4 separate regions of the Homo sapiens genome follow, and all the other regions are linked to region 3. Evidence: read pairs that join two places in POLR2A ChIA-PET (ENCODE). Cell type or tissue: PC-9. All regions are shown on one strand. Links, peaks and the distances in the headings refer to the core of each region. The heading gives the core; the rest is flanking DNA.

Evidence for each region. Peaks named below come from ENCODE experiments on the same cell type or tissue, not always from the same donor. Only the 100,000 strongest peaks of a DNase experiment are listed, where the experiment ranks them.
Region 1: POLR2A ChIA-PET joins it to region 3 with 7 read pairs; 2 of 35 experiments call an interaction of 5 or more read pairs at or near these places.
Region 2: POLR2A ChIA-PET joins it to region 3 with 5 read pairs; 2 of 35 experiments call an interaction of 5 or more read pairs at or near these places.
Region 4: POLR2A ChIA-PET joins it to region 3 with 7 read pairs; 1 of 35 experiments calls an interaction of 5 or more read pairs at or near these places.

The regions. Positions count from the first base shown.
Region 1 is chr16:19,134,193-19,142,388 of GRCh38, forward strand. LOC124903657 (a long non-coding RNA gene) reads left to right here. Exons shown (of 2, transcript XR_007065011.1): 2 at 1,362-2,192. Among named protein-coding and RNA genes, the nearest start is that of ITPRIPL2, 24 kb to the left of the region's middle. In PC-9, for the core only: no CTCF peak of the experiment used is centred there; DNase peaks (open chromatin) are centred at 1,839, 2,169, 3,189, 4,599 and 1 weaker place; H3K4me3 peaks cover 1,624 bases; H3K27ac peaks cover 4,085 bases.
Region 2 is chr16:19,023,791-19,031,986 of GRCh38, forward strand. TMC7 (transmembrane channel like 7) reads left to right here. Exons shown (of 16, transcript NM_024847.4): 6 at 6,434-6,579. Among named protein-coding and RNA genes, the nearest start is that of COQ7, 40 kb to the right of the region's middle. RefSeq lists an enhancer at 5,997-6,541. In PC-9, for the core only: no CTCF peak of the experiment used is centred there; a DNase peak (open chromatin) is centred at 3,851.
Region 3 is chr16:19,391,979-19,398,309 of GRCh38, forward strand. LOC105371114 (a long non-coding RNA gene) reads right to left here and starts at 1,754. Exons shown (of 3, transcript NR_188657.1): 1 at 1,398-1,754. RefSeq lists an enhancer at 1,252-2,451. In PC-9, for the core only: no CTCF peak of the experiment used is centred there; DNase peaks (open chromatin) are centred at 1,403, 1,913, 4,093 and 4,783; H3K4me3 peaks cover 3,602 bases; H3K27ac peaks cover 3,943 bases.
Region 4 is chr16:19,745,148-19,753,343 of GRCh38, forward strand. The region is part of intron 4 of IQCK (IQ motif containing K); the gene reads left to right. Among named protein-coding and RNA genes, the nearest start is that of IQCK-AS1, 17 kb to the right of the region's middle. In PC-9, for the core only: no CTCF peak of the experiment used is centred there; DNase peaks (open chromatin) are centred at 3,794 and 4,374; H3K4me3 peaks cover 898 bases; H3K27ac peaks cover 2,422 bases.

The DNA.
Region 1 (8,196 bases), core at 1,556-6,555, 260 kb before region 3:
ACTAGCCTCAAATGATCTCCCATCTTTGGCCTCCCAAAGGGCTGGGATTACAGGTGTGAGCCACAGTGCCCAGACTCCAACTTTTTATTATTTATTTTTATTTTTTTGAGATGGAGTCTTGTTCTGTTGCCCGGACTGGAGTACAGTGGTGCGATCTCAGCTCACTGCAACCTCCGCCTCCTGGGTTCAAGCAATTCTCTTGCCTCAGCCTCTTGAGTAGCTGGGATTGCAGGTGCCCACCACCATGCCCAGCTAATTTTTATATTTTTAGTGGAGACAGAGTTTCACCATGTTGGCCAAGCTGGTCTCGAACTCCTGACCTCAAATGATCCACCTGCCTCGGCCTCCCAAAGTGCTGGGATTACAGATGTGAGCCACCACGCCCAGTCTCCAACTTCTTTTTGGTGTGTGAAAGAAACTTTTATCTTACTTAGCCCTGTTATTTTGTTATAAGGAGAGGGACCTAATCCTAATTCTAACTGATTTCAGCTGCTTATAAAACTGGGAAAATATCACATTCAAATCCAATTTTCTGTCTTTACTTGAAAAATAAGATCGGTCACACTGTGCCCATGTTCCCATGTGGCAGTGGCGAGGCAGGGGCTCAGGAGGGGCTGTCTGCTCCATCTCCAGTTCACATAGTCCTCATGAATCACAATCTATATGTGATATCCACCTGACTTGCTGGTTTATCTTGTCTGCCTGCCCCTGTAGGCATTTGAGTTTGTGACCCCTGACTCATTTTCTCTGAGCCTCAATTTCCTCACTGACAAAATAGGGCTAATTTTAGAGTCTCCTTGTTAGGCATTTTTTTCTTTTTTTGAGACAGAGTGTCACTCTGTCACCCAGGCTGGAGTGCAGTGGCACAGTCTCGGCTCACTGCAACCCCCACCTCCCAGGCTCAAGTGATCCTCCTACCTCAGCCTCCCGAGTAGCTGGGATTACAGGCACGCACGACCACACCTGGCTAATTTTTGTATTTTTAGTAGAGACGGGGTTTCACCACGTTGGCCAGGCTGGTCTCAAACTCCTGACCTCAAGTGATCTGCCTGCCTGGGCCTCCCAAAGTGCTGGGATTACAGGCATAGACCACCACGCTCGGCCTCCTTGTTAGGCTTTTGCGAAGATGAGATGAGTTGCTAGATGCAAAGTGATATTTACAAGTCTCAGGAGTGAGGGCCACTGCTATCATTGTTACTGTTATTATCATTATCACCATCATTACCAGTATGGAAAGGAATTTGCCTTTTTTGGTGGTTGATCCAAAATCAGAAGGAGAGAAAGCAGGGGAACAGCTCAGATGCTAGCAAGAGTTTCTAGAGTGTGTTCATGCCTGCGGATGACTTTTCTTTTCCGCCCAGGGACAGAGTTTCCGATGTTCATTTATTTAATCCCTCTTGGAAAGTGTTAGCAGCTCGTTGCATCTGTAAAGGATGGAGGTGCCTTTGATCACTTCAATCAACTCACAGCTTCTCCCTTCCCAAAGGCAAGAGGCACCCTTGGCTTCCTCCTGCAAGGGCTCTGGGTACAAGCCTGAGCTTGCTGCCACCGTTAGTCTCCCACTGTGCTGGGGCTGAGGGAGGGGGCTGCCGGGCCCACGGTGGAGTTTGGGGGGATTTCAGGTTAACCCACAGTATATGGGAGGGTGGGTTTCTTTTCCTTTGTGCCGTCATTTTTCCAAGGCGGCAATCAAAGGAGAGCAACCTGTGGTATAATTCAAGGCTGGCAAAGAGACAGACAAAGATGATGGCAGAGGTGCCTCCCCTGCAGCCTGTGGATCCATACTGCACTCACGTCCTCACTCTGAAGGTGGCCTCCTATGAACACCTGCAGCTCAGGCCCGGGAGTTCTTATCTGTTTGTGACAGGACATTCCACCCACATGTAGGACAAGGCAGACATTGCTGGAGTGTTTGAGCCGCAGGGAGCAGCGCTCAACCAACCATGGATGGGACTGGTGGATAATCGCCCAGCTCCCTTCCCTTTCCATGGGACAGCTCTGGGATGCATGCTTTGCCCTGGCCCCAGCAGAGCTGAACCTCAGTTGCCACCTGCCCCCCAGCCCCCTCCGTAGGAACATGCCTGGGGACACACCCTTCCTTGGCTGCCTTCCCGTTCCCATCCCTGTCTCTCACTGTCCCCTCCCTCCTGGTGTTTCCTGAATCACTGTGCAAATAAACTACTCACACCCCAGCTCCTGTTTCAGGGTCCACTTCTTGAGGGGTGTAAGCTAATCAGTCTGTGCAGTTTGGTTCTGGAGGTCACTGAAAAGACTCACTCCTCCCTCTTTCTACCCTGAAGACGGAAAGCTCCCTTTCCCCATCCAGATGTGAACTCTGACTGCAGTGAAGTGAGACCTTGGGTGGGGGGCAGGAGAGGGACCCAAGGGTTGACAAGAGTAAGGAATGGTAGAAGAAAGGGCTTGGGGTGCTCCAGTGTGCCCCGAGAACTGAGGAGGAGGCCCATGCCATACCCACAAACTTTTCATTAGTTAAGTGAAGTATGGATGGAATGATCTTTGGATGCCATTCGAGCCTGCTAGCCAAGTTGTTCCTGTCTGTACCACCCCACCCAGCCAGTGTACAGCAGGGAGTGGAGGTAGCAGTCATACAGTATGGTGGTTAGGAGCTCAAGCTCTGGGTTTAAATAAACCTGGGCTCAGCTGCTGGCTTTCCTACTCATAAGCTGTGTGATCTTTAGCAAGTCACTTAACCTCTCTGAGCCTCAGTTGATATTCCAGCAACACTGCAATGAGCCTTCCTGCACATGTGCCCTTGGGCAACAGGCAGGAGCTTCTCTAGGACATATCCCTGGTGACCAGACGTGCTGAGTCGTAGGGTCTGGACAACTTCTGCATTTATTCATGAGGGCTGGCGCGCTTGGCAGTGATTAAAAACGTGGACTCACATCAGCAAGCGGTGTGTGCTTCTCGGGTGCTCTGATACATCCCTTACAAACACAAACGGAATTACAGTATGCAATCAACTTGCTTTTTTTTTTTTCACCACGTATACGTATTGGAGATCTTTCCATATCTAGCCACCTCAATATGCCTCATTTTAAAAACCATTTTATTGAATCATAATTATAGAAAATTGCATAGCAGGATGAACTTTTACAGTGTGAAAAACACTTGAGTAATCAGTACTGAAATCCAAAACCAGAATGTTACCTCTATTCCAGAACCCCCCTGCTGGTCCCTCCCCTCCCTCAACCACAACGGATTTATAAATATGTACTCTTGGCGTATGTGTGTCTAGCTTCTTTGGCTAAGAACTAGTTTATGAGATTTATGGATGTTGTTGCATGTAGTGACATTTTGGCAATGCCTGGAGACATTTTTGGTTGCCCCGACTTGCAGAGGGAAGTGCTACTGGCATCTTGTGGGTGGAGGCTTCAAAACGTCCTCCACCCCCCACTCAGGACAGCCCCCACTACAAAAATAATCTGGCCCCCAAGTGTCAGTAGTGCCTAGCTTGGGAAATCCTGTTATACACTGTGTGAGGGACTTAGGGGTTTGTTCTAAGAGTACTGGAGAAACCACGGCCTTTGTTCAGCTTTTAAATACTGCAAACTATTTTCCAAAGTGGCTGTGTCCTCTTTCTTTGTGAATACCTGCATTCTTTCCCATCATGTGGGTGTATCATTTTACCAGTTCCCATCCATTAATTTTATATTGTTTCCAGTCTTTTGGCCATTACACCAGTGCCAAAATGAGAATCCTTGTAACAGTCTATAGCAGGCTTGTCCAACCCACAGCCTGTGGGCTGCATGCAGCCCAGGATGGTTTTGAATGTGGCCCAACACAAATTTGTAAACTTTCTTAAAACATTATGAGATATATTTATTTATTTATTTTTAGCTCATCAGCTTTCATTAGTATTTGTGTATTTTATGTGTGGCCCAAGACAATTCTTCTTCCAGTGTGGCCCAGGGAAGCCAAAAGATTGAACACCCATGGTCTACAGTATTTGGAAAGAATATCAGCCAGGCGCAGTGGCTCAGGCCTGTATCCTAGCACTTTGGGAGGCCGAGGCAGGCAGATCACTTGAGGTCAGGAGTTTGAGACCAGCCTGGCCAACATGGTGAACCCCCATCTCTACTAAAAGCACAAAAATTTGCTGGGCATGGTGGCATTTGCCTGTAATCCCAGCTACTTGGGAGGCTGAGGCAGAAGAATCGTTTGAACCCGGGAGGCGGAGGTTGTGGTGAGCCAAGATTGTGCCATGGCACTCTAGCCTGGGCCACAGAGTGAGACTCCATCTCAAAAAAAAAAAAAAAGAAAAAGAATATCATATTTGGATATAAGTGTATGCACGTGTGTGTGCACACACACACACACACACACACACCCCATTTTCTGGAGACCCCAGACAATGGGACACGACTAAATTTGATTTACATGTAAACTTCCTTCATTCCCTGCATGTTTAATATTGAACTTGCTTGCAGAAATAGCTCTCATCATCTTGGCTTCTGCCCCGGCTTCACATCTCGTGCATGTGGACACACGATCTGGAAAGATAAACAGGAAATCCCTCCCGGCATGGGAAAATGGAGGAGGCCTCTGTTCCTCTGAGAGCTGGGACTCAAAAAAGCTAAGTGTCAGCCTGGTTGGGGCCAAGGGGACTCCCTGCCTGCAAACAGGACTGGGCAGCTCTGGGGAAGATGTTGCAATTTTTTTTTCCTCTAAATGCTTCATGTGAACTAATTCCACTTTGAAATTAATCTCTGGCATCTAGTTGCCTTCTATTTTTTTCTTTAAAACAATATTTTAACCTAAATTTATAGATCTGGACCTGCCTCTGTGCCTTTTATCTTTGTCTAAAATTCAAGTAATGGGTAATACTTTGATTTCAAATGCATTAAACTATAACCACATAATATGTATTGATCATTTTTAACCTCGCCTGTTTTTCAAGCAGCTAGATTTAACAATTTCTCTAAAGTTAACTCTAAATGTTACAGGAACAGTAAAGTCAATAGAACAGAAATTTAAAAATACATATCATATAAAGGAAGGCTAAACCCAGATTCATGCAGTTACTCTTAATAAGAATTAGATTTAGCTCTGAGCTTTCTGGCAAAGCAATAAGGAAAACGCAATGCATCACCCAATATCTTGTTTTCTTGTCAAAGGAAAACTGCACATCTTTAGCTGAGATAATTATTTTCTTGATCTTAAGTTCTGAAATCAGCAGATGTGAACATTTAAAATTTATCCTTCCGGTCTATGTTTTCATCTCTGCTCTTCTTACTTACCCTGGATGGAATATAGGTGCCATGTTGTCACCCCTGTACTGAATTGATAGCTGCCTGGTTGACCGCTTTCTATGTGCCTGGCACTAGGCTGTGTGCTTTACCCTTGGAATATCAACTGTTATTATCCCACGTTACTGCTACAGGAATCGAGGTTCAGAGAGGTTAAGTAACAGCCTCCAACTCATACTTGGCAAGTACTGGAGTTGACAGGTAGGCAGGGCAGGGATTTTTGTCCTCTGAGAAAGAAAATAACTTGTCCAACTTCACACAGCTGGAAAACGCCAAAGCTGGGATTCAAACTAGAGAATTTAGAGATCTTACATGTCTTTAGTACCTACTAAATGCCAGGACACTTTGAGGAATGATGAGGAAGTGTAGGTCAAGGTTAAGAGAGTAGCTGACAGATCTGGGCTCAGTTCTGCCTCTTAATTGACCCTGGGCAATTTCTTAATGCCTCTGAACCTCAGTTTATTCACCTGCAAAATGGGTAGATTATAGCCTAACCTCAGAGGGTGTTATGGGAATTCGGTGAGTTGATGCCTGGGGAGGATTTAGCACAGAGCCTAATGAGGAGGGTGCCCATCAATGTCAGCTCCCATCAATGTCAACATCTTGCTGGTCAATATCAGCAAGAATCCTCGATGAGGCAAAAATCACCAGCTCTGTGCTTCAGGTGGAATCTATTTCTCTTTCTTCTCCTTTCTTCTTTCTTCTCCCCAGCCCTGCACTCCCCCAGCTCTCTGATCATCCTGAAGGGCTGAAGAAAACAACCAGGGAAAAGCTGGAGTTTAATAAATAAGCTCCCTTCGAAATGACCAGAGGGCCCCAGGCATGAGCTGTCTGCAGTGGTTTTCACAGCAAGCTTCACAGCAATACCTTAGGTTTTTATTTATATTACATTTCCCTGTTTACAAAGCCCTCATCTGCCTGCCAGTTACCTCCCTGAACTTCTCCTGCAGTTCTGAGAGGGGGTAGGGATTTCCATTCCCATTGAAAGGAGGCCCAGAGAGGTTAGTGACTTCCCCCAAAGTCACCCAGCAGAGCAGAACTCACATCTTCTGCCTCTAAGTTCAGAGATTTCTTCATAGCATCCTGCTGCAGGACAGCAGTTAATGAAACCGTTTCCGGAAATAATTAAGAGTTAGAGCTGGGAAAAACATATTTTGAATTGGCCAAGAGGGAATTGAAAAACTGCACATGTCAAATCTCTGTTTTTTTCTCCTGATGTGGCTTTTTGCCCCTCATCCCCTGTTCCTTTTGTCCCATGTTTCTCTGACTGCCTTCACTCTCTCACACATAAGCAAAGCAGCAGACTGGTTCATTCATTCATTCATTCATTCATTCACTGTTATGGACTGAATTACATTCCCTAAAATTTCTATGTTGATATTTTAAACCCCAATGTCTCAGAATTGTGACTGTATTTGGAGATAGAACATTTAAGAGGTAATTAATGTAAAATGAGGTCACATGGTTGGGCCCTAATCCAATATGACTGGTGTCCTCATAAGAATAGACTAGGACTCAGACAGTACAGGAGCAAGGGACGACCATGTGAGGACACAGCGGGACGGTGGCCACCTGCAAGCCCCAGAGAGAGACCTCAGGAGAAACCAAACCTGCCGACACCTTGATCTCAGACTTCCAGCCTCCAGAGCTATGAGAAATAAGTGTCTTCTGGGTAAGGCACCCAGGCTGTGATATTTACTTACGGCTGCCAGGACACTTCTTATTCCTTCGGATATACTTTTATACACATCTCACTTCCTGAAGATCTTGGCTGAACTGTCACCCAGCGAGGCTTCCCTGACACCTTCTTTAAAATTGCAATCACACTGCCCACCTTGTTTCATACTCCCAAATTTCCTCATCTGCTTCATTTTTCTCGTAGTACTGATCACTATCTGAATACCCATATATTTGCTTATATATATACATATATATACCCACACACATATATATATACACATATATATATATATATATTTTTTTTTTTTTGGAGACAGAGTTTTGCTCTGTCACCCAGGCTGGAGTGCAGTGGTGCGATCTTGGCTCACCGCAAGCTCTGCCTCCTGGGTTCAAGTGATTCTCCTGCCCCAGCATCCTGAATAGCTGGGACTACAGGCGCCTGCCACCACGCCCAGCTGATTTTTGTATTTTTTAGTAGAGACAGGGTTTTGCCAAGTTGGAGAGCCTGGTCTCAACTCCTGACCTCAGGTGATCCGCCTGCCTCAGCCTCCCAAAGTGCTGGGATTACAGGCGTGAGCCACCACACCCAGCCACTTTTTTGTGTTTTCATTTCCCCTGCCCCAACACTGGTAGATAATTATAATGAGGGCAGGGAGTGTCTGTCTGTTTTGTTCACTGTAATTAACGTACAGTGTTTGCATCTGTAGTGTCTAGAACAAGGTCTTGCTCACAGTAGGTAATTAATTAAGTGTACCTTGAATGAATGAAGTCGTGCACCCACTCATTCAAGCAACAAACAGTAATGGTGCTGTGGCTTAGTGCCAGGCACTACGCCGGGGGCTGGGATATACCTGGAGACTCATACTGGACTGGGAGATGCTAGATACCAGCGCCCACATCATACTCATGCTTGCAACTTCTGTGTCTATTCCAGGCTTGGCCTAGGGATTGCTGTAGTTTTTCCTTGGCCTAGGGACTGCTGTATTTTTTTTTTCTGACAACCCTACACACGGATTTGCTTCACTTATGCAACCTTCAGAGTAGATACCTGGAAAACATTCGCACTGATTTTTAAACAACTTTTAATTTTTTTTGAGACAGAGTCTCGCTGTGTTGCCCAGGCAGGAGTGCAGTGGCGTCGTCTTGGCTCACTGCAGCCTCCACCTCCCAGGTTCAAGCAATTCTCCTGCCTCAGCCTCCTGAGTAGCTGGGACCACAGACATGTGCCACCATGCCTGGGTAATTT
Region 2 (8,196 bases), core at 1,465-6,464, 370 kb before region 3:
TCCCCCACAGAAAGAAGCTTCAGTGAAAATGAACCCAGATAGAATGTTTACAATTTCTCTGACACCGATAAACCCCAACATTTTGGAGTCCCAGACTGGATGGATGAAAGACATAGCTCTTCTTTCCAGAAATTACACACAGGGACATGTGCGATGCACAACCTCACACTTTCAGATGATATGCACATATACCTGCATATCATGTACATGGGCGTATGAAGATTCTCTGAAATCCCTTATAAGTCAATCCAAGGTTAACATCCCCCACCACCACCCCAACTCTAAAATGGACTTAATCTCTTTGCTTTTATGGTAGTTGTAAAAGGTTTTTATTATCGCCTTCTAAAGAAATGATTTTGGCCAGGCGCAGTGGCTCACACCTGTAACCCCAACACTTTGAGAGGCCGAGGCAGGAGGATTGCTTGAGGCCAGGAGTTTGAAACCAGCCTGGGCAACATATCTCTACACAGAATAAACAGAATTAGCTGGGCGTGGTGGCGTGCACCTGTAGTCCCAGTTACTCTGGAGGCTGAGGTAGGGGAATCACATGAGCCCAGAAGGTTGAGGCTGCAGTGAGCCAAGACTGAACCACTGCACTTCAGCCTGGGCAACAGAGCAAGACCCCATCTTAAAAAACAGATTTTGTGGTTTTTCATTTTTTTATTTCACTTTTTTCATCAAATAAGATTGCAGCTATGAAAAGTGGCTATCTTTGCCCTTTAGACCAGGGTTTTTCAAACTTGGCACTATTGATATTCTTTTTTTTTATTTATTTTTTATTTTTTTAGAGATAGGATCATGCTCTGTTGCCCAGTTAGAGTGTAGTGGTGCAATTGTAGCTCACTGTAATCTCAAACTCCTGGGCTTAAACGATTTTCCCAAGTAGCTAGGACTACAGGCGTGCACTACACTTGGCTAAAAGCAATGAGATTTTGGCTCAGTGTGGTGGCTCACACCTGTAATCCCAGCACTTTGGGAGGCCGAGGTGGGTGGGTCACAAGGTCAGAAGATCGAGACCATCCTGGCTAACACGGTAAAACCCCATCTCTACTAAAAATACAAAAAATTAGCAGGGCGTGGTGGCGGGCGCCTGTAGTCCCAGCTACTCGGGAGGCTGAGGCAGGAGAATGATGTGAACCCGGGAGGCGGAGCTTGCAGTGAGCCGAGATTGCACCACTGCACTCCAGCCTGGGCAACAGAGTGAGACGCTGTCTCAGAAAAAAAGCAATGAGATTATAAGTACTGGGGGAACAGGCATGAGCCACCGTGCCCAGTGGATTAGATAACTCTGTGTTGTGTAGAGCTATCTGGTGCACAGTAGCATGCTGAGCTGTATCCCTGGTCTCTACCCACTAGATGCCAGCAGCACTGCCCTCTTCCAACTCTGACAACCAAAAATGTTTCCAGAGATTGCCAAATGTTTCCTAGTGGACAAAATTACCCCCAGATGAGAACCACTGCTCTAGGTGTTTAAGAAATACAAATAAGTATTTTTATTTTTTCAGAAATACTTTCTGAAAATTACTGGTATCAAAATACCATACCGGCCGGGTGCGGTGGCTCATGCCTGTAACCCCAGCACTTCAGAGAGGCCAAGGCGGGCAGATCACCTGAGGTCAGGAGTTCAAGACCAGCTTGGCCAACATGGTGAAACCCCATCTCTACTAAAAATGCAAAAATTATCCAGGCATGGTGGCGGGTGCCTGTAATCCCAGCTACTTAGGAGGCTGAGGCAGGAGAATTGCTTGAACCTGGGAGGCCGAAGCTGCAGTGAGCTGAGATCACGCAACTGCATTCCAGCCTGGGCAATGAGAGGGAGAGTTTGTCTCAAAACAAAACAAAACAAAACAAAAAACAAAAAAACAAATAAACAAATGCCATACCATTGAGCTTCTACTTTTCTGAATAAATTGGTAGAAAGCCTTGAATTTGTCCACTGCATTTGATTTTGAAAAAGCCCCCCACCCTTTTTTTTTTTTCTTTTTGAGACAAGATCTGGCTCTGTTGCTCAGAGAGTGCAGTGGCACAATCTTGGCTCATTGCAACCTCTGCCTCCTAGGCTTAAGCCATCCTTTCACCTCAAGCCTCCGAAGTAGCTGGGACTACAGGTGCATACCCCCATGCCCAGCTAATTTGTGTGTGTGTGTATGTGCGTGTGTTTGTTTTGTAGAGACAGAGTTTTGCCATGTTGCCTAGGCTGGTCTCGAGCTCCTGAGCTCAAGCAATCCACCTGTCTCGGCTTCCCAAAGTGCTGGGATTACAGGTGTGAGCCACTATGCCGCACCTGATTTTGAAAAAACCCTTTTACATCTCTGATCTCACGTTTTCCTAAAAACAACCCAGGGGAATTGTTGGGTGGGTGTTCAAATGTCTACTATGCAAAAAAAGTTAAAAAAAAATAGATGGCTTGGCACAGTGGCTCACGCCTGTAATCCCAGCACTTTGGGAGGCCGAGGCGGGTGGATCATGAGGTCAGGAGATCGAGAGCATCCTGGCTAACACAGTGAAACCCTGTCTCTACTAAAAATAGAAAAAAATTAGCCAGGCGTGGTGGCAGGCACCTGTAGTCCCAGCTACTTGGGAGGCTGAGGCAGGAGAATGGCGTGAACCTGGGAGGTGGAGCTTGCAGCGAGCCGAGATCATGCCACTGCACTCCAGCCTGGGCGACAGAGTGAGACTCCGTCTCAAAAAAAAAAAAAAGAAAGCAAAGTTAGGATCAAATCCCAGAGCTGCTGTTAACCCCATTTCTTTAGATTACATCCCACAAGAAAAGTTTCTGTTTGTGAAAAAAAAAAGTTTCTTCGCACACTGTAACCTTCTTCCTGATAGGAAAAATTTTATAGGAGAGTTAGCTGCGCTTAATTATAGATGTTCAATAAAGTAAGCATGATAACAGCCTGTCTGAAAGAGAACTTTCTGCAATGATCTGGAGAATGTGGACCTGTGCTGTATAACAATGGAACCACTAACTCTTTTTTGTTTGTTTTTTGAGACAGATTCTTGCTCTGTCACCCAGGCTGGAGTGCATTGGCATGATCTCGGCCCACTGCAACCTCTGCCCCCTGGGTTCAAGCGATTCTCCTGCCTCAGCCTCCCAAGTAGCTGGGGTTACAGGCGCCCACCACCACACCCAGCTAATTTTTGTATTTTTAGTAGAGACAGGGTTTCACCATGTTGGCCAGGCTGGTCTTGAACTCCTGACCTCAAGTGATCCACCCACCTCGGCCTCCCAAAGTGCTGGGATTACAGGCATGAGCCACCACACCTGACCTTTTTTTTTTTTTTTTTTTTTTTTTTAAAGACAGAGTCTCGCTCTGTCACCAGGCTGGAGTGCAGTGGTGCAATCTTGGCTCACTGCAACCTCTGCCTCCTGGTTTCAAGCAATTCTTGTGCCTCAGCCTCCCAAGTAGCTGGATTACAGGTGTGTATGATGACGCCCAGCTAAATTTTGTTTTTAGTAGAGACAGGGTTTCATCATGTTGGCCAGGCTGGTCTTGAACCCGTGACCTCAAGTGATCTGCCTGCCTCAGCCTCCGAAAGTGCTGGGATTACAGGTGTGAGCCACTGTGCCCGGCCCAGAACCACTAACTCTTGAGCACTTGAAATATGTCTAGTGTGGCTGGGAAACTGAATTTTCATTTAATGTTATTGTTAATAATATAAATGTAAATAGGCACAAGTGAAAGAGGGCCAGAGAGATCAAACAGGGGCTTGTTTTTCTTAAAAACAATTGAACCAAGCTCATTATCAAATCAGAAAATATTTTCCAGGCCCAGCCGACCTTTCCCCTGTAATTGTTACATTATTTTTAGGGAGAGGTTGGTGACAGCCCTGATATCAGCCCTTGGCAGTATAAACAGGTTTCTTCTGGTTGGACACGTTTTTATGGCCTTTGGGAGAGTTGAAAGGAGAATGGAGTCTTCTGCTTCTACTTTTTCTTTTCCAGTTAACACATGACTTAATTACCCAGATAATATAAGAATGCACGGTTGTCTTGTATAATTTTAAAATACAGATATGCACAATTGTATAACGTAAATATGCTCAGCTTCAATAAATTTGTTTTAAGAAGACACACACACACACACAAGAATGCACAGTTGTCATGAAAAATACAGAATTTATAGAGTAAAAAATGAAAATATCCCTCCCCAGAGGTCACTGAACATTTAACCCCATGGTTTACAGCCTACTTGACCGCTGACCTTTCTCTGTGCACTTACATGGTCTTGCTTGATATTTCATAATATGGATTTTTAGTGTTCTAGCCCAATCCCTGTATGGACATTCAGATTTCCTCTCATTTCCTTCCTTTATAAACAATGCTGTAGGGAACCTCTATGTATTATCTACCTACAATGTTTCTGCTATATCTGTTCTCTTCTTCACTCTCCTGGAGTTTTCCTGCCATCCAAGGAGGTGTTTGAGGTGTTCAATCATTCCCACCATAAGAAGTCAGTCAGCCGGGCACAGTGGCTCAAAACCTGTAATCCCAGCACTTTGGGAGGCTGAGGCTAGAGGATCATTTGAGCCCAGGAGTTGGAGACCAGCCTGGGCAACATGGCGAGACCATATCTCTACTTTTTTATTTAAAAAAAAAGAAGGAGAAGAAGTCAGAGAGTGTTCTGAGCCACCAGGCCTTACTGTTCTTCTTCTTCAAAGTTGTTTTGGCTCTTTTTCTGGGTGTGTTGCGATTCCATATGAATTTTAGGATCAGCTTGTCAGTTTTTCTATAAGGAAGCCAGCTAGGATTCTAACAAGGATGATGTTGAATCTGTAAATCAATTTGAGGAATTTGGCCATAGATCTTCTGATCCATAAACATGGGATGTTGTCCGTTTCTTTAGAGCTTCTTTAATTATTATTATTATTATTATTATTTTGAGACAGAGTCTCGCTCTGTTGCCCAGGCTGGAATGCAGTGGTGTGATCTCGGCTCACCACAACCTCTACCTCTCGGGTTCAAGTGATTCTCCTGCCTTAGCCTCCCGAGTAGATGGGACTACAGGCACATGCCACCATGCCCGGCTAATTTTTGTATTTTTAGTAGAGATAGGGTTTCACTGTGTTGGCCAGGCTGATCTTGAGCTCCTGACCTCATGATCCACCCGCCTCGGCCTCCCAAGGTTCTGGGATTACAGGCATGAGCCACTGTGCCCGGCCGAGATTTGCACTTTTTAAAAAAAAATTTTTAATTGTTTTATTTTATTTTATTTATTTATTTATTTATTTTGAGACAGAGTCTTGCTCTGTCACCCAGGCTGGAGTGCAGTGGCACAATCTCGGCTCACTGCAAGATCCGCCTCCCGGGTTCACACCATTCTCCTGCTTCAGCCTCCCGAGTAGCTGGGACTACAGGCGCCCGCCACCACACCCGGCTAATTTTTTGTATTTTTAGTAGAGACGGGGTTTCACTGTGTTAGCCAGGATGGTTTTGATCTCCTGACCTTGTGATCTATCCGCCTCGGCCTCCCAAAGTGCTGGGATTACAGGCATGAGCCACCGTGCCCGGCACGAGATTTGCACTTCCTTAGTTAAATTTAGTCCTAATGTTTTATTCTTTTCGATGCTATGGCACATGGAATTTTATTCTTAATTTCAGTTTTGGCTTGTTATATTTGCTTTTTTTCTTTCAGAGACAGGGTCTTGCTCTGTTACCCAGTCTAGAGTGCAGTAGCACAAACACGGCTTATTCCAGCCTCCTGAGCAGCTGGGACCATAGACATGCACCTCTATGCCTAGCTAATTTTTTTAAAAAAAATTTGTAGAGATAGGGATCTCTCTGTGTTGCCCAGGCTTGTCTGAAACTCCTGGGCTCAAGTAATCCTCCTGCCTCGGCCTTCCAAGGTGCTGGGATTACAGGTGTGAGCCACCACGCCTGGCCATCTGTGCATTTTTTTTTTTTTTTGAGATGGAGTCTCATTCTGTTGCCCAGGCTGGAGTTCAGTGTTATGATCTCAGCTCACAGCAACCTCTGCCTCCCGGGTTCAAGTGATTCTCCTGCCTCAGCCTCCCGAGTTCAAGTGATTCTCCTGCCTCAGCCTCCCGAGTAGCTGGGGTTACAGGCGCGCAACACCAGGCCCAGCTAATTTTTTTGTATTTTTAGTGAAGACGGGGGTTTTGCCATGTTGGCCAGGCTGGTCTTGAACTCAAGACCTCAGGAGATCTGCCCGCTTTGGCCTCCCAAAGGGCTGGGATTACAGGCGTGAGCCACCTTGCCCGGCCCACCTGTGCATTTTTAATGCCAGGGTTTTATCAGTGCTTTATTTACCAAACACTGAATACTCCCTGTGCCTCTGGGGCTGTTCCAGTCTCTGGGGATACAGAGAGGAAAGGGGACACTGGAACTTGTGTTCCTTGAGGCAGGGACTACTCTTCTGGTTCCCTGCAGTAAGCTGACCAGTCTGACTTCATGCTCTTGGCTTCGTTTCAGGGTTTCCTGGAGGAAACTAGCCTCTTTTACGGACATTACACCATTGATGGGGTGAAATTTCAGAACTTCACCTATGATCTGCCCCTGGCGTATTTGTTAAGCACAATCGCCTCCCTGGCCCTGAGCCTTCTTTGGATAGTGAAAAGGTAAAGTCTGCCTTTGCATTCTCTCTGAATTACCCCTGATGGCTGGAGGCTATTGGAGATATGGGAGCTCTGGAAGCCATTGCCTAAAGGATGAGTGGAGTCCAATGATGGGTTTTGTGGGGAAGGGTTTGTGAGTCCATTGGCAGCTGAAGAGACCTGGGAGAAATACAAGTCAGGATTTGGGATGGAGTAGCAGACTGAGGTTCTTCTTTTTTTTTTTTTTTTTCCAGACAGAGTCTTTCTCTGTCACACAGACTGGAGTGCGGTGGCGGGATCTCGGCTCACTGCAACCTCTGCCCCTCAGGTTCAAGTGATTCTTGTGCCTCAGCCTCCTGGGTAGCTAGGACTACAGGAACGTGCCACCATGCCTAGCTAATTTTTGTATTTTTAGTAGAGTTTCACCATGTTGGCCAGGCTGGTCTTGAACTCCTGACCTCAGGTGATCTGCCTACCCTGGCCTCCCAAAGTTCTGGGATTACAGGTGTGAGCCACCGCACCTAGCCTGGGGTTCTCCACTCAATCATTACTGAACACATCTGGCAATCCCACCCCACTGCACACATACCCCTTCCTTTGCTTAGGTGTGTATATTAACTAGGTCTCTACTGGGTTGTAAGTAGCAGAAACCTAGCTCTGAGGGTTATTGAGTGGCTCACAGATCCAAGGAAGGGAGGAAACTCAAATTACAGGAAGGACAAAGATGGAGCCATGGCTTAGGAACGATATCAAAAGTAAGAATCCCTCGTCTTCAATTCTTAGGTGTAGTGGTGCCTTTCTTAAATGGTGGGAAATAGGGCATCTTATAGTTTGCATCAGCCTTGACCTCCTGGGTCACAGGTGCAGAAATCCTTAGAAAAGACTTGTTGTATCTGCTTCATTCAGGTTCCCAGCCGTGACCCTTCCACCGTTGCCATGGGGAGCAGTGTGTCTGCGATGAGCCCCTGGTGGTTCAAGTGCCCAGCACTGTGCGAGCACTTCAGCTGTGGCCAGGGGCTGGGGTCCTATGACAACATGACTTTTCCTGTGGGAGACAAGTGGTTTAGGGAGAGAGAGCAATTCCCAAGAAAAGAGAAGAGTATTAATTCCCTTAACAAACAACAGGTACAAAAGGCACAAAGACCCAAACACAATAGAAATTTTATTTCTTCTTTATTAGCTGGGCGTGGTGGCACACACCTGTAGTCCCAGCTGCTTGGGAGGAGGAGACAGGAGAATCACTTGAACCTGGGAGGCGGAGGTTGCAGTGAGCCAAGATCGTACCACTGCACTCCAGCCTGGGCGACAGAGCGAGACTCTGTCTCAAAAACAAACAAACAAACAAAACAAAAACAAAACCTGTATTTCTCTTTTACATGACAGTCCTGGGTGGGGGCACAGGTTAGTGTGGTAGAATTCATCTTATAGTATTCTAGGACTAAAGTTGACCAAAGTTCAGCCATCTTCAGCATGTGGCTTCGAAGGTCCTGCCAAGGGATGGGAAAGGAAAACTCACGGAGGAGAACCATGCGGATGGTATTTATAGGCCAGACCTGGAAGTGGTGTACATCACTCACATCCCATTGGCTACAGCTCAGTCACATGACTATAGCCAACTGCAAGGGAGGCCAGGAAACATTG
Region 3 (6,331 bases), core at 1-5,000:
AATGCTGGCGGCAAGTTTCAAAGTCTTTTCTATCCAAACTCCACAGCTTGCAGGTCTTAACTGCTGCATATGTAGACTTTCTGCTCGAGATAAAGACAACTGGACTTGGAATTAAAACACATGGTTGAATCACTGTTCTTTACCACTGAGTAAACTGATCATGGGAAAGTCCCCTGGTTTTATCCATTTCTTGATAAAAAACTGAAGTCTGGGGAGAGTATGAATTTTTTTGTTTTGTTTTAGAGACAGGGTCTCACTCTATTGCATAGGCTGGAGTGCAGTTGTGTGACCATAGCTCCCTGCAGTCTCTAACTCCTGGGCTCAAGTGATCTGAGTTGCTGGGGCTACAGGCATGTGCCACCATGCCTGGCTAATTTATTTGTTTTAGAGATGAGGTCTCAGTATGTTGCCCAGGCTGGTCTCAAACTTCTGGCCTTAAGCAATCCTCTCACTTCAGCCTCCCAAGTTGTTGGGATTACAGGGGCAATCCACCATGTCTGGGAAAAGTATGAATCTTAACTCCACTGAGAGCACTCTCACCGGGTTGTGTGTCATATCCAATAATGGGTGTGAAAGTGCTCGGCAAACTGTAAAACAAGGTACACCCATATTAAGGGTGTGTTGACAAAGTTGAAGCTGATGATGATGATGGCCAGGAAACAATCAGTCAGGGACTATAGGGTTCTCATCAAATTTGGGGGTTGCTTTATTTTTTTCTCCTTTCTTACTTTTAGCCCCAGGGACCATATTCATTCAATAGATATTGAATACCTACTATGTGCCAGGCACCATCCTAGGCACTGGGGATTCAACAACAGACAACAGAACAGAGCAAAGTCCCTGCCCTCTGGGAGCCCACATTGTAGAGACAAGACACACATGCATCTATAATGTGTCAGGCAGGGACGAGTGCTTTGGAAAATAATAAAGCAGAAGCCGGGTGTGGTGGCTCATGCCTGTAATTGCAGGCTCCCACCAAGGTGGGAGGATCACTTGAGGCCAGGAGTTCAAGACCAGCCTAGGCAACATAATGAGACCCTGTCTCTACTAAAAATTTTTAGAAGTTAGCCAGGCATAGTGGTGCACGTCTGTAGTCCCAGCTACTCAGGAGGCTGAGGCAGGAGGATCACTTAAGGCCAGGAGGTCAAGGTTGCAGTGAGCTAGGATTGTGCCACAACACTCTAGCATGGGCAATTTCAGGGGTCCCTGAAGTCCCCTCCTTTTCCAGAATACCTAATGATTATTCCACCCCCTAATTAAAGAAACACCAAATAAAATTAGAAACCCAAACTCTGTTTGCGTGACTCGTTCTCACGAGCATGCACCCACTTCTCTCTTAAGTGCAGACTTTTGCTTTCCAATAAAAGCTTCTTGCATTTCACTTCATTCTGACTCACCTGTGAATTCTTTCTTGTGATGATGTCAAGAATCTGGGGACCGGCTGTGGCTGGGGTCTCGTTGGCATCCAGAAACCCTCCTGAGCCCTCTTGTGACACCAGGATTTGCCGACAGAGCAAATGTGAGGAGAGGCATCAGAATTTCTCTAAGACTTCTGAGCTGAGCAACCATCTAGAAGGTTGGAGCTGCTTTATTTGGTGGGGAATGTTAGGGAAACCAGCCCCACACCACCCAGTGGGTACCCTGAGTCTGGTGGAGACATAGGAGTTAGAAAGAGACAGAATAAGCATTTAAAAGGCGGGTTCAGGGGACCAGAATATCGGAGGCTTGCTCACGGCCCAGAGCTCTTGAGCTCTGCCAAATTTACTGGTTTACAAGCTCTTTGTTCTTAGGGCAGATGGGAGGGGGAGGAAGGGATGAGGAAAAGGATTAATCAGTGAAGGAGAACTCGTGAGTCATTCCATAAGATGTGTAGCAGTGGCGGTTTCTGTGAATTTCCTTGAGCAAAGGCGTGTGTCTAAACTACTTAAGATCTTTAGCTTATCAGGACTGAAATGGGTGGGAGCGGGTTTAAGGAGGAGCCAAGATGTTTGATTATACTCCACTGCTTCAAGGGAGTGTTGTCTCCCTGAGCAACCTGTGGAATGCTGCTGAGTGGTTATGCTCTTGGGGCATAAAGACATGAAAGCAATAAGGAGACTTTTCTCCCCAGAGGCTGCCCATGGCTTCCCATGGGTGTCTCACACAGGGGAGACCAACTCAACTGGCACCCCAGAAACACTTTCCCACATGTTCCCCTTTTTTGCCTCTATTGATTTTTTTTTATTAATAACTGCCATTGCTATTATGGCTCATTCATGGTGTCTGGTTTCTCTCCCAAGGCACCATCTGCATCTGTAGACTAAAAACAAGCAACATAAACAGACACAAACCAAAATAAAATTTGCAATTGTTGATCCACCTATGGTTTCAATCCACTTTAAAGGATTGGTATTAGAAAGGCCATCAGAGGCTCCAGCAAGAATATCAGCTCCAGGCAATAGGGTGAGATGAGCCTGAGATGCCTCAAAAACTTGTTTTTTCAGTTTAGCAATATCTAATGTTAAATTATCTTTTTTTCCTTGTAGGTGACGTCTAATCGTCTCTCACTGGTGTTCAATGGCATTATAAGAGCTAGGAGTAAAACAAAAATCGGAAGTATTCCAGTCACATTGTTTTTGAATTCTATGCTCCAAGCTCATAATCCAATCTCCCATCCAAATTACTGTTTGACAGAGATCATTAATTTGATTTGCCAATTTTTGACCTATTTGGCTTTGGGAATTCCAAAGCTTAGAAGAATTTTTCTGCCAACTATCCACAAAGCCCGCTGTTTGAATAGAAGAGTGCAAAGCAACACCAGCAGCAGCAGCAGTAGCTGTGACAGCTATAAGGCCCATGATCACAGCTATTAAAGTAAATATGAATCTCTTTGATCTATTAAGTATTCCTTTTAGTACTTCCGTGATAATATGTATGGAGGGAGAGGCCTCCCAAGGTCTATTGAGGGAAACAGTTATTCAAACTCCTTGGGCCCTAACCGGTAAAATGCTATTATCTTTATTAAAGGTAGAATTAATGCAGGTAAAAAGATGACAGTTGAGGCATGATATGGTTTGAGAGTCAGTTAGGATATTAATTTTTCCCACTGCCAACATAAAAGGAGGTTTAACAAAACTCTGCAATGGGAATGTCTGATTAGAGGTCATGGCTACGACAAATCAAAGTTTTTTTTACTAAGGGTCTTTGTTTTATATTCTCCTTTCCAAATCCGAATTGGGGTTTGAGCCATCATTAATTTCCACAATTCTAGATGTTCTGGACTTATAATTGGATCAATCATTTTTGGGCTTGAAAGAGCCATACCGTTCTCCTCCCACTTAATAGGTTAATTTGTTTTAATTCTTCTATATAATTTTGGTGCATTATCTGGGTAGTTGTTTGCAAAAGGAGTCTCTCTACCATCTTCGCACTGTCCAGTACAATTTACTGCAAAGCGTCCCATAGGGGCCCAATCAATGACGATTCCATAGGAATTACTTTGCAGTACAGCAGTGCTGTTTGCAATACAATCTTCCCAGGTTAGCACCTCTAGCTTTCCAGACCATTTAGTGGCCTTCCTAGGGCAGGGCTTCTTATTAGGTTTATATTTATTAATCTGGCGATGTGTCATAACATAGCCGTGCTCAAGGTATTTAATAGTGTCCAAAGATTGAAATGTTCTTCCACTGATTGCATGAATAGGGGCTTTTGATCCATTATTTGCAGGGACACAAGTCATCCAACTTTGTTTATCATAATTTAAACATCCTGCTGCCGGCCCCAGGCAGATGGAAGGAAAGTGATAACCAATGGAAACATTCATTAACATTCCTTCCTCCTCTGGATGAGTAGGGCCTCGGTTATCTATTGGTCCAGGCATCCAGATACTATCATTAACATGGGGTCTAACCATGTAACAGGCCTAATCAGTGGTGGGAATGGAATGTAGGCCCAGTAAGTGTAATTTTGATCTGCCTCAGCTATGGGGAGACTCACTGCAGGGAGATTACCACCATCATAGCTACCATTAGATTACTGGTGGTCAGCAGCTTGTTCAGAGACCTCAGGTTCTCTTCTGCAATGTGAGCTAGGCTCTTCACCTGCCCCCAGGTCAGTGGAGTTGCTTGGCGAGTTTTACTGGTTTCCATCTGCTCAACAGAGATGTTCATCTGAGCCATCTGATGAACTGGGGGTGCAGGGATGTTCCGAGGTCTTTTCCTCTTCCTTGGATTCTGGCTCATGGCACAGCTTAAGATGTCTTGTGGGCACCCAGACAGGAAGCTGATTCTCTTCTGGTGAGATACAAGAAAACCCTTGACCCCATGTAATGATTTTGCCCTTTTCCCAGGTTTTGGTTCTGATGTCCTTCCACCACACATGTTTTCCTTCATAAGCATTTATTTTTTGCCTTGTCAAATGCTGCTCTGCTGCCATTGTAACGTGATCTCTAGACAAATTCAGAAAATGTGAAGTGATAAGAGCCAATTGTAGCTGCATATAAGGAGTAGCGTATTCTCTGGTTTCCCCCTCTGTCTTTTGTTTTTGTAATTGAGATTTTAAGGTTCGATTAGCCTGTTCAACAGTGGCTTGACCTTGAGAATTATAGGGTATTCCAGTACTGTGCTCGATGTTCCACTGTTAAAGGAACGCCTGTAAAGATTTACTACAGTAGCCTGGGCCATTGTTTGTTTTAATCTTTTGTGGGATGCCCATGGCAGCGAAACAGGGAAGTAATGTCTTAATATGAGCAGCCGCCTCGCCTGTTTGGCAAGTTGCCCATACAAAATGAGAAAAGGTATCTATAGTAACATGGACGTATGAAAGTTTCCCGAACAAAGGTACATGGGTTAGGTCCTTTTGCAACAACATATTGGGGGTTAATCCCTGTGGGTTAACACCAGTCCTTTCACGTGGCAGTTGTACTACCTGGCACTGAGGGCAATGTTGCACAATGCCCTTTGCCTGTCTCCAAGTAATTTGTTATTTTTGTTTAAGTCCTGCTGCATTAACGTGTTAGGGAGTGAAAATCTTGGACATTAGTAAGCACAGTGGAAATTAATAAATCAGCTTGATCATTAGCCCTTACAAGGGGCCCAGGAAGATTAGTGTGTGCTCAAATGTGTGTAATATAGAAAGGAAAACGGTGATCATGCACTGCCTTTTGTAAAGAAGAAAACAGCTGATAGAGTTGTTCATCCACCAGATATTTAATGAGTGCAGTTTCTATGTGTTGAGTGGCTTGAACAACATAAGCTGAATCAAAGACAATATTTACAGTTTGCTTAAAGTTTTCGAACACACCTATAACTGCCTGTAATTCAGCCTTCTGTGCCGATTGAAAGTCAGTTTGAATAATTGTGTTTTTAGGTCGTACGTAAGCTGCTTTTCCATTACTAGAGCCATCTGTAAACACAGTCACTGCTCCTTCCAATGGAGCACTACGGGTAATTTTTGGAAGGACCCATGTTAGCTTTAAAAACTGAAAAATTTTGTTTTTTGGATAATGATTGTCAAGAACTCCAATGAAGCCAGCTAAATTTATTTGCCAATTGACCGAATTAACAAAGGCTTGCCAAATCTGATTTTATTCATTGGAATTATAATCTTATCTGGATCTGAGCCACAAAGTTTAACAACTCTAAGGCAAGCTTGCTCAATCAAGATTGCCATCTGATCCAAGTATACTGTGAGTGTTCTAACAGTATTGTGAGGCAGAAAAGACCATTCAACTAAGTCCTCACTCTGAGCTATAACCCCTGTAGGAGAATGGAGAGTAGGGAACACAATGAACTGTAATGGTAAACTTGACTCTATTCTATTAACCTGGGCCTGTTGTATTTTTTCTTCAATTATTTGTAATTCTTTGTCAGCCTCAGGAGTCAGTTATCATTTACTATTGAGAGCAGGGTCTCCTCTTAAAATAGAGAACAGATTAGACATAACATGGTAGGGATTCCCAAAGTAGGTCAAATTCAACTGATATCCCCTAATAATTTTTGAAAATCATTTAGTTTTCAGAGAGTCTTTTCGAATTTGAACCTTTTGGGGTTTAATTGCCCTTTCCTGAACCTGCATTTCCAAATATTGGAAAGGAGTGGCCGTTTGAATTTTATCTGGTGCTATGAGCAATCCAGCATTGGCTAGCACCTCCTGTAAATATGAATAACACTGGATAAGTTGGTCTCGATTTTCAGCCGCACACAATATGTCATCCATATAATGAATGACATATGAATCGGGAAACTGATCTCTCACAGGTTGAACATCCTTCCCCGCAAAAGTTTGACAAATAGTAGGACTATTCAACCTACCCTGCGGCAAGACTTTCCAATGATATCTGGCTGCTGGTTCC
Region 4 (8,196 bases), core at 1,554-6,553, 350 kb after region 3:
ATAAGTAACATTTTCAAGTCCTCATATTTGACCCTGCTGCATCGTCTAGGTTATTTTCTTTCTCTCTTTCCTTTTCACTGACACACTCAGTGAATCACCTCACCTACATCTTTTTACCATTCATTCTTTCTTTAATGTGGCACTCTGGCATTTAAATGCTCACTATGTCTGGTACAACTCAAGTTTACTAATGACCCAGTACTGCCAAATTCTGTGACCTATTCCAGGGACAAAAAGGAGGCCAGTATGTTTGGGGCAGAGTGAGCAAAAGAGAGAGGAGGTGAGTTTGACAGGGTCAGCCCCGCAGCGGCCGTAACATCACATGGGCCAGTAAACAAAGTGGGTTTTATTTTAAAAGCAGTTGGAAGTAATTAGAGCCGTGACTCAACCCTACTGGGCCCAGTGCTCCCTTGTCATAGCATTGTATAGTGTGCTTCTTGCTATCCTGAAATGAAATGCTTAGATGATATAATATAACCTATTTATCAGTTACCTGATTGCTGTGTTGTACAGTAAACTACCTGAAAACTTCATGGCTTAAAATAACGATTTATTATTTTTCATGACTCTGGGCCGACTGGGCAGTTCTGGTGCTCTCTCCTGGGGTCACTCATGTGACTGCGTTCAGCTGGTAACTGGGCTGGGTTGGAAGGTCCAATTCTATCTCACTCATGTGTCTGGGGCCCTGGTGCTGCCTGCTAGCTGGGGCACTTCGGTTCTCCTTCATGTGGCCTCTCATCCTCCAGTGGGCCAGCCCAGCTCCTTTACAGCGTGGTGGTCTCCAGCAGCTTTCCAAGAGGGTAAAAGCAAAAGTGCAAAGCCAAGACCTGGAACATGACTTCCACCAAGTTCTCTACTAAAAATACTAAGAATTAGCTAGGCCTGGTGGCATGTGCCTGTAATCCCAGCTGCTCGGGAGGCTGAGGCATGAGAATCACTTGAACCCAGGAGGCAGGGTTGCAGTGAGCAGAGATCCAGCTTGGGGGACAGAGTGAGACTATGTCTCAAAAAAAAAAAAAAAAAAAAGAGTCTAGCTTCATTTCTTTTTTTTTTTCTTTTAATTTTTGTGGGTACGTCGTAGATATATATATTTATTGGGTGCATGAGATGTTTTGCTTCAGGCATGCAATGCGAAATATCATGGAGAATGGGGTTTCCATCCCCTAAGTAACTGTGTTACAAACAATCCAATTACATAGACTTTTTTACTTATTTTAAAATGTACACTTAAGTTTTTATTGACTGTAGTTACCCTGTTTTGCTATCAAATAGTAGGTCTTAGTTGTTGCCATTAACCATCCCCAACCTGACATTCATTCCTACTGTGTCTCATGGTGATAAGGCTGTGGGTGCTGAAAACATTTCCCATTGTGACTCTTAGAATTGCCGTCAGATCTAGTTTGTAAGCCATGCAAGAAAATCTTATTATAACTTTATAGTCAAGTTTCTTTTTTATTTTTAACAAAAGAGCATTGATCACTTCATTTCCCAAACTTGGCTACGAGTTGCTTTTGTTTCTAAAAATCAAAGTGATCCTCAAAGGACAAGGCTTTAAAAAGAAAGTCAGCAGGCTCTGACCTGAGGGTGACCCAATGGTTCTTTAACAAAGTGAAGGGCAGTGGCTTTGTGGCAGGATTTTCCTCCTCTGGTCTGAAGCTTTGTCCGCCGGCTTTGAGGGGCATGGCTTTATGCCAGATGGCTGTGGTAGCAGTCTTGACTAACTGCCAGATAGGGGGAACATTATCATTTGGCCATAAATTGCATTTCGATTATTATGTACTTTATCAGTTAACTTTTTTGCCATATAATAAACTACCTCAAAAGTTAGTGGCTTAAAATTACAAGCATTGGTCAGGCATCGTGGCTCATGGCTGTAATCCCAGCAATTTAAGAGGCCAAGGCAGAAGGATCATTGAGCTCAGGAGTTCAAGACCAGCTTGGGCAACATAGCAAGACCCCTATCTCTGCCAGCAAAAAATCATAACCATTTATTTAGCTCACTTTTTTGCAAGTTAGCAACTTGGGCTAGATTTAGCTGGGAGTTTCTTCTGGCCTTGGCTGGGTTCATTCATGTGTCTTTGGCAGCTACTGGATAGGCTAGATGCTGGCTGGTCTAGGATGGCCTCAGCTGGGATGAGCTGTTCCATGTGGTCTCTCATCCTCTATCAGATTAACCCTAGGTTGTTCATAGGGCAGCCAGGCAGGGTTGCTTCAATTCAATTAGACACGTCAAGGCCTCTTGAGCCTGAGGCTTGGAACTGACATAGTGTCACTTTCACACGTTAGATTGGCCAAAGCAAGTCACAAGGCCAGCCCAGATCCGAAGAGTTAGGAAATAGATTCCTTTTTTTTTTTTTTAAGTAAATGTGTGGGGTTTAAATACAATTTCATTACATGCATAGATTGCACAGTGGCAAAGTCAGAGCTTTAGGGTATCACCCAAATAACACACATTGTACCCAATAAGTAGTTTGTCATCATCACCCTCCTCCCACCCCTTCACCCTTCCGAGTCTTCACTGTCTGTCATTCCACTCTATCCATCTGTGTATAGACAGGTTTTAGCACCCACTTATGAGTAAGAACATGCGATATTTGACTTTCTGTGTCTGGCTTGTTTCACTTAAGATAATGCCCCCCAGTTCCATCCATGTTGCTGCAAAATACATGAGTTTGTTCCCTTTTATAGATTCCAATTCTTGATGGGAAGAGCTGTAAAGTCACACTGCAAAGTGCAGATACAGGAAGGGTGGAGAATGGTGGCCCTTTTTGCAACTTACCGTATACACTGCGTTAGAAATAATATGGACCGGGTCACAGATGGCAGCTGTGACTGTTAGCTCCAGCCTGGTGACTTCAGGAAAGATTAAATGAGCTAATGTGTGAAGGGGCTTGTTCTGGAGTTCAACCATCTGGGCTCAAATTCTTTTTTTTTTTTTTTTTTTTGAGACAGTGTCTTACTCTGTTGCCCAGGCTGGAGTGCAGTGGTGTTATCGTGGCTCACTGCAACCTCCACCTCCCAGGTTCAAGCAATTCTGGTGCCTCAGCCTCCCGAATAGCTGGGATTACAGGTGTGTGCCACCAGTCCCAGCTAATTTTTATGTTTTCAATAGAGACAGGGTTTCACCATGTTGGCCAGGCCAGTCTGAAACTTCTGACTTTAGGTGATCCGCCCACCTCTGCCTCCCAAAGTGCTGGAATTACAGGCATGAGACACCGAACCCAGCTAAATTCTTATCCTTCCATTTACTAGTAAGTGACTTTGGGCAAGGTATTTAGCATCTCTGTGCCCCCATTTTCTGATCTGTAAAATATGAATTGTATGTAGTACATCGTAGTAATATGTTCTTGTTGTGAGGATAAATGAGTTAAGCAAAACTTAAGAGTGTCTGGCATATAGACAGCACTCAATACACATTAAATGTTGTTAATCCTATTAGCGTTTCTCTTGGAAAAGAGCCAACCTGTAAAGGAGTGCTATTCCCCATGGCCTCTTCTGGTTGACCAATTGTTACATGAGTGAATGGAGGGTGTAATTCTCTTACTGCATTCTGGACATTACAGATAGATGGCCAAGGATGGACTCTCCTTGTCATTCTGAAAATACTAGTACCTTTTAAAATGATAGGTATTAGTAAAAATCAAAACATAACTCTTAGAAATAATGATGAGCTTAGAATCTGAGAATGTAATATAAAGACACCTCCTAGAATTAAGCAACTGCTAGAATCACATCCTGTAATGGAAAAAAACAAAACAAAACAAAACAAAAAACCAGCCCTGCAAGTATTTCAGCCTTCTCTTGAGAATTTATGTCTAAAGAAGGAAGCCATTTTTTAAAGAATGAAAATGAGGTTTTTTTGAAAGAATGTATCTTAAAGTAAATCATTGACTCTCTTGGTTGTTTAGAGAACTGCATTTCTCCTGCTACATTTTAGGAACAGGAAAAGCCAGGTCATAAACTAGTCCCAGATCCAAAAGATGTTTCAACTGTTAACCCCTTAGAATCATAAAGGGTTATCCAGGAAATAGAGAAGAGAGACGAAACAGAGCTTTCTTAAAATCAGACTTCAGTGTCAGAAATCAAGTACTATGGATGTTTCCATGATACCATAGGAAAGATCATCTGTCAGTTATTCATAACGTTCCGAAGCTGAACGCCTTCCAACTACACAGGTCAGCTACCTGTTTTTGTAAATGAAATTTCACTGGAACACAGCTATGCCCGTTCCTCTACCTATTATCTGTAATAGCTTTTGCACTACAGTGGCAGAGTTGAATATTTGTGACACGAGCCTATGTTTACTATCTGACCCTTTAAGAAAAAGTTTGACTGGGCATGGTGGCTCACATATATAGCCTCAGGACTTTAGGAGGCTGAGGCAAGAGCATCGCCTGAGCCCAGGAATTTAAGACCAGCCTTGGGCAACATGGTGAAACCCCGTCTCTACAAAAATTAAATTTACACAATTTGCTGGGCACCATGGTGTGCGCCTGTAGTCCCAGGTACTCAGAAGGCTGAGGTGGGAGAATCCATTGAGCTTGGGAGGTCGAGGCTGCAGTGAGCTATGATTGCAGCACTGCACTCCAGCCTGGGCAACAGGTGAAATTCTGTTTCAAAAAGGAAAAAAAAAAAAGAAAAAGAAAAAGTGTGCCAATTCATGCTTTGAAGTCCTGGAACTATCCATATTTTTATAGTCATAGCTGTTATGTGGGAGGCAGTCTAGTATAAAGGAAGCTGAATGATTAAGTAGTTATTGTTGTGTGGGAGGCACTACAGTGTAAGGGAAGCTTAATGATTTAGAATAGAATTTGGAGCCATTTTCACCTGAGAATAGGGCCTCATTCCACCTCTTTGTAGATGCGTGACCCCAGACCTTGCTAGTATTGTGACCTTGTAATTTTAATATTTCTAAGCCTCAGTCTCTTCCTCTGTAAAATGTAAATAACAATAGTAATTGCTTCAGATAAGGGAGTTTATGATTTTTTTTTTCTTTTGAGATGGAGTGTCGCGCCGTGGCCCAGGCTGGAGTGCAGTGGCGTGATCCTGGCTTACTGCAACCTCTGCCTCCCTGGTTCAAGGGATTCTCCTGCCTCAGCCTCCCAAGTAGCTAGGACTACAGGCGTGTGCCACCGTGCCTGGCTGATTTTAATATTTTTAGTAGAGACGGGGTTTCACCATGTTGGCCAGGCTAGTCTTGAACTCCTGATCTCAAGTGATCTGTCCACCTTGGCCTCCCAAAGTGCTGGGATTACAGGAGTGAACCATTGCGCCTGGCCTAAGTTAATGAGAATTTTGTGTTTTTTTGTTTTGTTTGTTTTTGTTTTTTTTTGAGATGGAGTCTTGCTCTGTCACCCAGGCTGGAGTGCAGTGGCATGATCTCGGTTCGCTGCAACCTCCAACTCCCGGATTCAAGCAACTCTCCTATCTCAGCCTCCCCAGTAGCTGGGGCTATAGGTGTGTGCCACCATGCCCGGCTAATTTTTGTGTTTTTAGTAGAGACGGGGTTTCACCATGTTGGCCAGGCTGGTCTCGAACTCCTGACCTCAAGTGATCCATCCAACTTGGCCTCCCAAAGTGCCGGGATTACAGACGTGAGCCACCGCACCCAGCCGAGAATTTAATAAGATAATGCATTTAAAGCATTCAGTTAAGTGCCTGGCACAGCTACAATGAAAGATAACAATTGAATAACAACAAAATTAAATTGGAAAAAGTGGAAGTCTGAAAATGAGGACAGTCTGCGAGGAAGAGGTGGACTGGGACTGGCCATTTAGGGGGAGTTGAATGGTAGGGGTGGTGTCAGAAATGTGGAGGGCTGTGGCAGGTACGGTGATGAGGGTGGGGCTGCTGGAGTTAGGTGGGCTTGAATCTCTCCTTCAGCTCTGCTAGCTCTGTGCCCCTAGGAAGTCTCCTGAAATGCTGTGAGCCTCAGTTTTCTTATCTATTAAGTGGGGAAGTGATAATCATAGTACCCACCTCACCAGGGCTGTGGGGAAGAATAAATGAGATGGGGTGTGTCAGGCACAGTAATGGGAGCCATCGTTATTAAGAATTGTGCTTGGCCAAGCACAGTAGTTCACACCCGTTATCCCAGCACTTTGGCAGGCCTGCGTAGGTGGGTCACTTGAGACCAGGAATTGGAGACCAGCCTGGGCAACCCCATCTCTACAAAAAATAGAAATTAGCCAGGCAGTGCCATGTGCCTATAGTCCCAGCACTCGGGAGGCTGAGGTGAGAGGATTGCTTGAGCCCAAGAGTTTGAGGCTGCAGTGAGCTATGATCACACCACTGCACTCCAGCTTGGGTGACAGAGCGAGACCCTATCTTTAAAAAAGATAAATAAATAAAAATAAATTTTAAAATTATGTTTGAAGGAGGGAGGCAAATGTGAGCAAGTGCAAAGCCAGAGGAAAGAGAGTTGGGGTCCAGGTAGGCAATGAGAGAAAGAATAAATTCTGTTTTAGGCAGGAGTAGCGAGATGGATCAGGACAGGTGTGTCATCAAGCCTCTGCCAGTAGCTTCCTTTAACAAAGAGCTTGGCATGCCTTCTCCAAGCAGAGAGCAGGCCTTGAAGGGAGTGCTCCAGATCCCTTGGTTTCTCGGAGGCATGGCTTTGAAGCTAGGTGTGCAAATAATTTTGATCCTGAGATCAAAATCTGTGGGAGTAGAGTTTGTACAAAGACTTGCCTTCTCCTTATTGAATCTGCATTGCCATTGACCTTTCTGATCTTCCGATTATAGTTATAGCTGCCTTCCTGAGTGCCCCTGGGCTGGCCACACTCTACAAGAGTTGGAAGGGGAAAAGGTTGTAAGGCAGGAAATCAACTGTGCAATTGTTAAAATAGAACTTCAACAGTGTTTTTAGACTGAAGTCTAGTTAAAAGGCCACAGTACCATTCCTGCTCTACCGTGACCTGCATTGCATTCCACTGGAACAAATTAAGTCTGAGATGTGTAAATAGCATTATGAAGATTAAACCTTACAGTTAGGTTGATATTCTTAAGGAATTCCATGACATTCAGCCCTGCCTTTGGATTAGCTTAATTGGAACACGAGCGATCAGAATTTAATTAGAATTTAATTGAACTGCTATATTAAACAGAGCTGGCTCAGTGGCTACATTGCAAACTTCACTTGGAAATTCTTTCTGATGCATCTCTGAAAATATTTTGAACACTCAGAGTAAAGTTAATCATTTTTACTGTAAGCATTTTTTGATAAAAGGCTTATATTGTTAGCAGTAAAAAGTAGTGGAAACTCAAATGAGTTTGTTTCAGCTGGGGAGTATTAAGTATGCAGAGCTAAGATTTCCTTATTTGCTGGAGTTAACTCTTTGAGGGCAGGTCCTGAACATGGCAGAAAACCCCATTCAAACTGTCCTAAGTAGAAAGGGATTGTTTTCTTTCTTTCTTTATATATTACTTATTTATTTTTTGAGATAGGGTCTCACTCTGCTGCCCAGGCTGGAGTCAGATCATAGCTCACTGCAGCCTCAATCTACCCCAGCTCTAACGATCCTCCCACCTCAGCCTCCTGAGTAGCTGGGACTATAGGCATACATGCCACCATGCCTGGCTAGTTTTTGTATTTTTTGTAGAGATGGGGCTTTGCCATGTTGGCCAGGCTGGTCTCGAATTTCTCAGCTCAAATGATCCACTTGCCTCAGCCTCCCAAAGTGTTGCGATTACAGGTATGAGCCATCGTGCCCGGACCTTTTAAAAAATGTAGACAAGAGGCCCACAGGGAGATCTTCCAGCACAGCTTGATCTGGTGACCCAGATGATGTCTCCATGACTGTTCTCTCTCTTCTTCTCTTGACTGCTTCGTCTGGGTTGGCTCCACCCTCAAATGAGCCCTCATTTTGTGGCACCAGCCTATGTCCTATAAGGCTCAAGTGTAGCAGAGAGAGAGAGAGAGAGAGAGTCTCTCCCAGAGTTTCTCTCTAATTGAGCCAACTCGGGTCAATTGTCTGAGTAATTTGGGCTGGGCATAGTGTCTCATGCCTGTAATCCCAGACATTTCGAGATGCCAAGGCAGAAGAATTGCTTGAACCCAGGAGACCAGCCTGGGCAACATAGCAAAACCCCTATCTCTACAAAAAAAAAAAAAAATTTTTGAAAATTACCTGAGCATTACAGGTGGCATGTGCCTGTAGTCCTAGCTACTCAGGAAGCTGAGGCAGGAAGATCCCT